Linked DNA regions of Homo sapiens: region 2 is linked to region 1. Evidence: chromatin loops called from intact Hi-C (ENCODE). Cell type or tissue: mammary epithelial cell. All regions are shown on one strand. Each heading gives the region's core, and the rest is flanking DNA. Links, peaks and the distances in the headings are about the cores only. Region 1 overlaps EYA2 (EYA transcriptional coactivator and phosphatase 2). Region 2 overlaps EYA2 (EYA transcriptional coactivator and phosphatase 2).

The links. A loop is a pair of places that touch in the nucleus more often than their neighbours do. Peaks named below come from ENCODE experiments on the same cell type or tissue, not always from the same donor. Only the 100,000 strongest peaks of a DNase experiment are listed, where the experiment ranks them.
Region 2: it touches region 1 in a loop (2.6-fold over the local background); 1 of 110 quality-filtered maps calls a loop at or near these places.

What each region holds. Positions count from the first base shown.
Region 1 is chr20:46,969,138-46,974,517 of GRCh38, forward strand. The region is part of intron 1 of EYA2 (EYA transcriptional coactivator and phosphatase 2); the gene reads left to right. Among named protein-coding and RNA genes, the nearest start is that of EYA2-AS1, 70 kb to the left of the region's middle. In mammary epithelial cell, for the core only: no CTCF peak of the experiment used is centred there; a DNase peak (open chromatin) is centred at 2,294.
Region 2 is chr20:47,148,512-47,153,891 of GRCh38, forward strand. All of the region lies in intron 10 of EYA2 (EYA transcriptional coactivator and phosphatase 2), which reads left to right. Among named protein-coding and RNA genes, the nearest start is that of MIR3616, 16 kb to the right of the region's middle. In mammary epithelial cell, for the core only: a CTCF peak has its summit at 2,301; a DNase peak (open chromatin) is centred at 2,320.

The DNA.
Region 1 (5,380 bases), core at 273-5,272:
CTGGGAGTCAGAGGCTCCATCTGTCTTCCTCCGCTACTGGATTGCCAGGAATTTTTTTTTGTTTTTTGTGTTTTGTTTTTGGTTTTTTTTTTGTTTGTTTGTTTTTTTGACACTTAGTCACCCAGACTGGAGTGCAGTGATGCAATCTTGGCTCACTGCAACCTCCGCCTCCTGGGCTCAAGCCATCCTCCTGCCTCAGCCTCCCAAAGTGCTGGGATTACAGGCATGAGCCACCGTGCCCGGCCGATTGCCAGGAATTAAATCAGTGCTGGCACATAGTAGGTTCTCTGTAGTATTTGTTGACTGAATAAGTGACTTAAATCCCTTTGATTAGCTATATAACTTTTTTATAGATTTCTCTTGTTTCTTTCATTCTTCCCTGCCTTCCTCTGTCTTTGTTTCTCCTCTTTTGTTTTTGTTTGTTTACTTATGTGTCTTGTTGTTGTTGTTTTTTATTTGTTTTTACTATGGCTTTGGTTTCACTACCCAAGAAATCCCAGACTTCAGCACTGGAAGCTAAAGCTGAACTAAGCTAACTCAGGAGCCTCAAATCTATTTTAGGAGTTAATTCCCTTGGCTTGGTTCAGCCCCACAATGCACTCTTTGGGGGTTCATTTAATTTTTCTTAGCAGGTTCTGGCTGGATGTTAAACCTGGGCAAGGGAATGTGCTTCAGGCTGTTGAGTTTAGGCTTTACTTAGAATCTGAAGTCCCTCCACCATTTGTGTACAAACATCATTATAATATAATTTACTATTAAATGTAAGGGGGTGAAGGGGCATGCAGAGGTCACACATGTTCCCTGAAACATAATCCTATAATTAAAAGTGTGCTAGACCATAAAACTTACGATGTTCCCATCTCTAAGGCTACTTTTATAAAATGCATCTCATGTTCTTCCGTCGGATCTTCTGACCTGAGGCATAATATTAAAACATAGATCAACTCAAAGGGTCTTTGATTTATATGGTACATTTGCAGACACCGACTGCAGTTCTTGGTGAAGAATCAGTTCTCAGATTGCCATAGTTAAGCGCGACTGAAGCGCGGTGAAAGTACTTCCTAAAATCCAGAGCGAATGTGAATTCATCTTTTTCTCAAATAGCCACCATTTTGAAAATTTCTCTGTTTCCATTTCACTACTGTCCTCTGCTATAGAAATTAGGGTTTTCTGCTTGTTTAAGTGTATATAAAAATAGAGGAGAGGTTCTCAACCAGGGTTGATGTTGACCCCAGGGGACATTTTGCAATGTTTGGAGACATTTTTAGTTGTTACAACTCGGGGAGAGGGCAGCTACTGGTAACTGGTGAGGACAGGGGCCAGAGATGCTGCTAAACAGCCTGCAATTCCCTGTACAACAAAGAATCACCCAGCCCAAAAACCTCAATAGTGCCAAGGCTGAGAATTTCTGAGATAGAGAGACGTTCGTTTCATCATTGATTAAAATAGGGTAAAAAAACCCAAACTGTGAATAACCTGGATGTACATTGGTGGGGGGATGGTTAAATAATAAACTCTGCTACATTATTTCAGTGGAATACTATGCAGACATTGAAGAAGAAGCAGGCGGCTCCATGTGTACTGATGTCGAAAACTGTCCAGGATGTATTTTTAAATGGAAATAAAAACAAACACAACAGAGTTTTTGTTAAACCATTATGTTTTTGGTGATATTAAGGAATTTTGTGCCTTAATGTTAAGGAATATTGTGGCTATGTTTTCAAAAAAAGGGTCTTTTTTTAGAGAGAGACTTACACGGAAATATTGACAAATGAAATGATATTATGGGGTTTGCTTCAAAATACTATGACGGGGGAAATAGATGGAGTGGAAATGGGGCAGGACTGGCCATGAGTGCTGGGGCTGTGTGATGAGTTTAGGAAAGCTCATTAGATGAGTCTGAGTATTTTTGCAGTGTTTTTGAAATTCTCCATAAAGTTGCTACACACACACACACACACACACACACATGCACACACACGTAAATGCACTGAAGAAGATCTGGTGGGAGATAAGAGATGGTGAGTAGATAGAAAAATACAGACAGATGTAGATTTGGCTCTGTGTAACAAAGAGCTTAAATAACAGTGGCATAAATAACCTAGGAGTTTATTTCTCTCTCATCTAAGAGTCTGAGCAGCAGCTCTGCTCTGCAAAGTCATCAGCAGCCCAGATTCCTTTCAACTTGTTTCCTCATCCTTAAGGTGCTGCTCTTTTCCTCATTGTCCAAGATGGCACTCCATCACATGACGTTCTATCCAATAGGAATGGGAAAAAGAGGAAGGTCCACCCCATTCCTTTAAGGACCTAACCTACATGTTACTTGCATCACTTTTGATTCCACCCTAGTGACTGCGCTTAGTCACATGACCACAGCCTAACTGCAAGGGAACCTGGGAAATGTAGTCTTTATTCTGGGTAGCTGAGTGCCCTGCTAAGAATCAGTTGTTTGTAGAAGAGAGAAGAGAAAGAATATTGGGGATCACCTAACAATCTCTACCACGGTGTACTCAAACTGTGAATGATAATTAGCACAGATCAGTGGGACTATGGGGAACTTATCTTTTCACATTATATGTTGCTCTGACTGTTTTACCATTAGCATGTGTATTTTCTCTTTTGTAAAGAGAATTAAATATAAAAAATGTTCTGATAAGTGGTGCATGCATGATCCTTGTATGTAACACTGTGAGGCTGTAGTGTCATTTTTCAATATTCATTTCGCTGGTACTCATTGCCTGACTGTTTAGTGCTGATTACAATTACTTTATTAGATGCTAAGGACACAGGAGTGACAAGACAGACAAAGCCCCCAGCCTCTGACAGTGAACAGAGAAATATGCAGTATATTTTAAGATAGTGATCAGAATTAAGAAGGCAAATAAAACACAATCATGGGATAGGAAGCAGGGGGTGATTAGGGGGATGTAGGAAGAGTTTAACAATATGATCAAGAAAGGAATCTCTGAGGAGGTGACGTTTGAGAAAACACCACAGGTGGAAGAGGATTTGTTGCAGAAGGAACAGCAAGTGCAAAACCTATAAAGTGGGAACCAACACACTAGGTTTAAATAACAGCAAAAAGGATAATGTCCCTGCAGGAGAAGCTATAAGAACAGAACTTCCAGAAGGTGCGATTAGAGGGTGGGAAGGGTTTTGGATTAAGTGTTATATTAGGTCATTTGGGTATTAATTACTCCAAGTCATTATGACCAAAAGGTAGTTTTCCTAATTATTTGCAATCATTTTCAAAATAATTAGGAAACATGGAATGTGGAAAAACACTCCATTGGCACAGTGTCATGTGGTGAAATGAGATCTGCACCTTGTTCCGGCTCTGCCTGTCATTAGCTGTGGGACCTGAGGAAACTTACTTGATTTCTTGGCCTCCCAGTTTCTTCACTTTTAAGGATGGAGAAGAGCACTTACTCTGTATCCTATTCTGCTCTCAGAACTACACAAGTAGTAAGTCATTTTATCCCCACAGCAGCCCCAGGAGGTGGGGACCCTTTTTATCCCCACCTGGCAAGTGAGAAAGTTGAAGCAGAGAAGTCAAGGAAGATCCCACACCATTAGCAAGTGGCAGAGCCAGGATTTGAACTCAGGCACCTGGGCACCTGAGGTAGCTGCTTAGTCACCACTGTACCAGGTTCCTGCCGGCTCTGCCTACCTCACAGTCTGGTTGGGAGTGTGCAATGAGGAAAGAATTTTGACAGCAACTTTCAAGAATGTCAATGCTGAACAAATGTATTAACATTATTGGAATATTCTGGAATATCTCTCTTCTTTCCAAATAAATATTTTAAAGTTTCTAAACTCCTAATGAAAGAATTGATTCAGGCCACAAACATTAGTGGATGAAACCATCAGATCGGAGGTTAATGGGGAACTTTATAATGGAGGAAGCAGGTGGTGCTACCTGAACACAAGGGCCCTCGTGGTGTCACTAGGAGGGACACACCTGGGACTCCTGATGAGATGCAATGGTGAGAGCCCAGCACAAATTCCAGAGCATTGCTGCCCTCCCCCAAATTACTCTGAACCTAATCACATTTCAAGCTAATTTATGGGAAATACAATGAAAAGAGAAATGCATTAACAACACCGTGAACAGGCAGACAGACAAATACAGAACGTGAGATATTCTACAACACAACTAACCTAGTTTCTCCAACACATCAAGAGTCTGTATAAAAAGGAGGGGGAGGCTATTCTAGATTAAATAAATGTAGGCGATACAATAAGCAAATCTACTGTGCAGACTTCGTTTAGATTCCGTATCTTACAATCCACCCTTACAAAGGCATGTTGAGACAATTGGGGAAGATTGAATGTGGACTGTGTTCACGATGACACAAGGAGTGAGTGTGAATTTTGTTAGATGTGATAATAGAAAATCTCCATAGTTTTAAATGAGGTGTGGTGGAGAGAAGAGACTTCAAGTTTGAATTTGTTTTAAACACTTCAGCAAAGAGAAAAGTAAACAAACCAAAATTCTGAGAAGAGACACATTTGGAAAAACCGTGAACATTGTTGAGTCTAAGTAATGGGTGCACAGAAGTTCATTCCACTATTCTGTCTGCTTTTGTATATGTTGGAAATTTTTCATTAAAAAAACTTCTAGCCCCACTATGAAGCCGTCTGACCAAAAGAGAAGGAGGAAAAAAAAAAAACCCTCATCGTATGAAATTGCATAAAATTCAGCCAACCTCAAAACAAGAATAAAAACATTTTTAAAAAAACTCATGAATCGCTGCATGGCTCTTTCAATTTCGGGGTAATGATGTAATTAGAGGAGCTCAGTCATTAGAAAAGATTAATTTTAAGACATCTGCTGCTGTCAGTGGCAGATGGCAGAAGAGTGGAACATTGAAAGCACGGGGCTCTCAATCCATCTCTGCTACTTACCGTTGATTTTAGGCAAATGTCTTCAATTTCTGTCCTCACTTTCCTTATCAGTAAAATGGGATTAAAGTTCTATAGGGGCTATTGGGAAGATTAAGGGGACTCAAATATGAAAGGCACTTAAAACAATGTCTGGCTCATAGACAGTGCTTAGTCTACGTGAACTACTATTATTTTCACTTTCATGGTGGTCAGAGCTTCATGGGGGCACAAATAATTTGGACCAAGTGAAGATATTCTCATATTTGGTTTCCAATATTCAGTTTCTCTTACCCATTTTCCAACATTTCTCTCCTGCCTGTTTCTCTTCCCCCAGTAAAAATGCCCTTGCTCTGTAGACTCAGAACAAAGCTCACCACAGTTTTAGTGGTCTCACTTGGGTCCAGGTCATTGCAATGGGCTATGGTTGGGATGAAGGAAAGGAAGAGGTAAACAGTGAAGGGTAATGTTGCTGGTGTGGTATCTGAAAGCAAAA
Region 2 (5,380 bases), core at 135-5,134, 180 kb after region 1:
TACAATCATTTTATAAAAGTATAGGCAACAGAAATATGACAAAGATGATGACAGTCATGAGCAGACCAGGCCTGGGTCCCAGCCAACTGCTGCAGCTTGGGCATAAATATCGACACTCCCTCCCCTGCTCCCTGCCACTTTGCCTTTGTGCAAGAGCTGCTGATTTTGCAGCTCTTACTTTGCAGGGCAGGTGAACCCTCCTCTGAAATGTCACCTGGGTCATGGGTAAGGGTGGATGTTGGGTTAAAATTCAAGCACCTGCTCAAGATCTGTCAAAACTGTCCTCCAGCCCCACTCTACTGCACTCACTCTGAAAGCTGTTCATGGGAAGCCCCCAAGCCCTACTTCACAGGGATGTGCCACTGTCGAGTCAGAGCTGGACCTAGGTCTGCGGCCTCTGTCCCAGCCAAGCAGGGACCCCTTAGGTTTTGACTTCTGGGCTCGGATGCAGCCAGGAGGAGATACTGTTCAGCCCTGCCCTGTGAGAAGAAGAGATTGGGGAGGCCTGGCAGCCGAGACTGTGCTACTGCACTCCAGCCTGGGCGATAGAGGGAGACTCCATCTCCAAAAAACAAAAAAAAAAAACAAGTATTATTTATGTTTTGAGATGTCACAACTTTAATTTAAAATACATTTAAAACCTAGATTTATGTTGAATGGCTGAAATTTTATAGGCAGTGTGATTAAAGATGATTCCAAATTTCAGCAAGGGGACATTTAGTTCGGGCATGAAAAAGAAGTTAACAAGCAAAGGTACCTATAAACAAAGGCATCATAAATAGATATAAAGCCAGAAGAAAAGGGATCTAAAGTAGACAGAGAAGATAGGCTGACTCTCCAGTTGCAGATTTTCATTATCAGCTCATCACACCACCGAAACTCTCTGGTGATTTGCTATCCACATCCATGGCGTTTGGTGGCCCTAAAGATTGTAACGGCCCCCATCCTCTTGGTTAAAATGGCAGGTGTGTTGACAAGAACTGTCTTAGGTACCCCCTGCCTGCTGGGCATCACATTCTTCTTGGTATATATTAAAAGAACACAAGTTTGGGCCAGGCACGATGGCTCATGCCTGTAATCCCAGCACTTTGGGAGGCTGAGACAGTGGATCATTTGCGGTCAGGAGTTCAAGACCAGCCTCGCCAACATGGCAAAACCCCATCTCTACTAAAAATACAAAAAAAAAAAAAAAAAAAAAAATTAGCCAAGCAGGGTGGCGTGCACCTGTAATCTCAGTTACTTGGGAGGCTGAGGCAGCAGAAACCAGGAGGCGGAGGTTGCAGTGAGCCGAGATCACACCACTGCAGTCCAGACTGGGCAACAGAGCAAGACTTCATCTCAAAATAAGTAAATAAATACATACATACACACATACACACACGCAAGATTTGCAGGCAAGATGCAGCAGGACTGAGGAGGGGGCCTTCCTTGCTCTCCCTTGCCTTAGCAGGCAATCTGTCAATGTCAGGGTGTCCTCTGGAAGCCAGGAGGTGTGCCTGAGTGAGGTGCTGTCCCTGAAGAAGATGTCCAGGGGCTGGCATGGTGAGGGCAGTAGTAAGAGGGAGGCAAAGAGTTTGGCCCCAGGAGGGTGGAATTAATGCATCTGGCCAGGGAGTCAATGGTCGCACAGCAGTGGCTGAGGTTGGAGGCACCTGGCGTCATCCTGCCTCACCTGAGTTTCTGCTGCATTCTCTGGTCCTGGCCCCTGTCCGCTTCTCTTCACTCCCCTTGCCATTACCTCTGTGGTCTAAGTCACCATCATCTTTCTCTTGGACGTCATCACGGCCTTCTCACTGTCCCCCTGCTGTCTATGAATTAGGATACAAGCTCATCAAAATAAAGAGGCTTAAGTACAACACAGATCTGTTTCTCTCTCATGAGGAAATCTGAAATGTGAACAGTCTAGGGCCAGAAAGGCAGCTCTTCCATGCCAGAAGCCCAGGCACAGCGGCTTCCTTTTCCCCCACCCCCCGAAAGACAGGGTCTTACTCTGTCACCCAAGCTGGAGTGCAGTGGCATGGTCATGGCTCACTGCAGCCTCGACCTCCTGGGCTCAAGCCATCCTCCCACCTCAGCCTCCTGAGTAGCTGGGACTATAGGCAGGCGTCACCATGCTCCGCTAATATTTTTATTTTCTGTAGAGATGGAGTCTCCTATGCTACCCAGGCTGGTCTCAAATTCGTAGTCTCAAGGAATCCTCCTGCCTTGGGCTCTCAAACTGCTGGGATTACAGGCATGAGCCACCTATTCCAGGCACATTCCAGGCAGCAGGGAAAAGGAGGCAGAGACAGAGAAGGGCACCACCCAGCGGTTGCAGTTCTCTCTTCTGCTCACACCCCATTGGCCTTAACATAGTCACTTGGCCACACCTTCCAAGGCAAGGGAGCCTGGGAAATGTAGTCTTTATTCTGGACAGTCACGTGCCAATAAAAACTGCTACTAATAAAGGGGGAAGTGAATTGGGTATTGAGGGTCAGCTGGCAGTCTCATCCTGACACCTTTCCTCGGTTTTCATCACAGTAGCCAGAGAGGTGAAAAGGAAAGCTGAACATGTCACCTGCTTAAAACTCTTCAGTAGGCTGGGCACAGTTGTTTGCGCCTGTAATCCCAGCACTTTGGAAGGTCGAAGCAGGTGTATCACTTGAGGTCAGGAGTTCATGACCAGCCTGGCCAACATGGCAAAAGCCTGTCTCTACTAAAAATACAAAAACTAGCAGGTCATCGTGGTGGGCACCTGTAATCCCAGCTACTCGGTAGGCTGAGGCAGGAGAATCGCTTGAAACCAGGAGGCAGAGGTTGCAGTGAGGCAAGATCACACCTCTGCACTCCAGCCTGGGCAACAGAGCGAGACTCCATCTCAAAAAAAAAAAGCTCTTCAGTGAGCTATTATGGACTGACCCCACCTGCCTCTCCAGACTCTTTTTCTCCTACTCTTTTCATCATTTGCTCCACTCCAGATCCAATGGTCTTTTTTTAATTCCTTGAACATCCATGCTCCCCACTACCTTAAGATTCTGCCCACGCCATGCCCTCTGTATGGAACACGCTTCCCCACCATTCTCCCCTCCTCTTGTTCTCAAGGTCCAAGGCCTCGCCAGTTCCTATGCACCTCTTAAATCTCTGAACCAGTTCCATGTCCTTAGGGAAGTCTTACCCGATTCCCCTCAAAAGGTTAGATTCTGCCATCATATGCTCCCAGGACGCCTCATACTTATGCGGTACATTTTGTACTCTTTGTAACCATTTCATAATTATTTAAAGTAATTGATGTGAATTCTGTGTTCCCCACCAGCTGTGTATTCCAGGAGGGCAGAGAACATGTCCACTGTGTTCACTGCTATAACTGGCACATAGTAGGTGATCAGTAAATCGTTGTTTCTTGACGGTTGATGATCTTGCCCTACGACCCCATCCATGGTAACAACTGCCTTCTGGAATTTCTAACTTTCAGGAAACTGACTTTGTTTATGTGCCTTTGACTTTATTAGAAATTAAGTAGGTTAACGTCGTCCATACAAAACAGGATGTATTTCTCTTATCTGCAGAACTCTAGAGGTTAGCAATCCAGGGACCTCTTCTCGACGAAGAGCTCAGATTCCTGCCAGCACTTAATTCTCACCTCCTATTTTACAGACCTCAATTTCCATTTACTGCATTTTCTTCTCCTCAAATCCTGGTTTCTGGTTCTGCAACCTCAGCCGGGTGCCTGGACTCTGACCCATTCTCCTCATTTGCTAGATCCTCTAGTCTGGCATGTTTGCCCTGGATTATTCCTCCACGCTGTACACATACCTCCTACCACCTGTATTGTGAATTACCAGCCCTGCTCCTTAGCAGTGTCATTTGTGTGTTGGGAGGACAGGGGAGTGTACCTTTTTTTTTTTTTTTCTCAAAGAGTGGGCATTCTGAATGTTCTCATTCACATTAGTGTCAGTGTGTTTAACTAGACCAGCATTCCCACCTGAGGGCAGCCCCATCCCTTGGATGGATAGGGGGGCGCATTAGAAACTAGGGGTGGGGCCAGGCATGGTGGCTCACGCCAGTAATCCCAGCACTTTGGGAGGCTGAGGTGGCAGATCACTTGAGGTCAGGGCTTCGAGACCAGCCTGGCCAACATGGTGAAACCCCGTCTCTACTAATAATACAAAAATTAGATGGGTGTGGCAGCGGGTGCCTGTAATCCCAGCTACTCAGGAGGCTGAGGCACGAGAATCACTCGAACCCAGGAGGCAATGGTCGCGGTGAGCCGAGATCGCGCCACTGCACTTCAGCCTGGGTGATGGAGCAAGACTCAGTCTCAAAAAAAAAAAAAGAAAGAAAAGAAAAAAAGAAACTGGGGGTGGGTGGGAGGCAGAGATTGCATTGAGCCAAAATCACACCACTTCACTCCAGCCTGGGTGACACAGTTGAGACTCTGTCTCAAAAGAAAAAAAAAAGAAAGAAACTGGGGGTTGGGGTAGTTGGTTGTCACATGAAGGGAAAGCACTGTTTGCTTTTAGAGGCCGGGCCAGCAATACCACTCAACCCAATATGTTGGACAGTCTTGTACAAAGTGGAATTGTCCCACCCAAATGCCCACCACACTGAGTCCCTGAGAGATGTCAGTCAGCTGAGCAGTATTTATGGATGCCTTGTGCACAGCATGATCCAGGTTTCATGTGGTTTGCTCTTAATTAAAATACAAAACAAAACAAAACAAAAAACCACTTTGTTAAATGTATGGCTTTTTCTTACTCGTGTTTTAGGGGAAAAATGACCAGTACATCAAACCAGTGATGTCATAGGTAATGATGCCCAGGATGAAGCGTAGGTTTGTGAAAGAGCATCAGTGTAAAGATAAATGAGGAGGCCAAGCGCAGTGGCTCATGCCTGTAATCCTAGCACTTTTGGAGGCTGAGGCGGGAGGATCACTTGAGCACAGGAGTTTGAGACCAGCCTGGGCAACATGACAAAACCCCATATCTTCAAAAAATACAAAAAAAAACAAAACAAAATTAGCCGGGCATGGTGATGAGTGCCTATAGTCCCAGCTACTTGGGAGGCTGAGGTAGAGGATCAATTGAGCCTGGGAGGTTGAAGCTGCAGTGAGCTAGCTGTGATCACACCATTGCACTTCAGCCTGGGTGACAGAGCAAGAATATCTCAGAAAAAAAAAAGACTGAGAAGTTAGTGAAAGTGGGGACTCCTCTATGGCTAAATCCGTGAAGGTGCGACATGAAGGAGCATGGCTGTATCCGGGTGAGTGCCATCCACTAAGAGGCCTGGCACCGTGGAAGGAATGGGATACTATTTGGGATCAGAGGACCTAAGTTCCAATTCTGACCTTGATTCTTCTGAGCTCTAAGACCTTGAAGGAGGTATTTAACTTGGCTGACTTTCC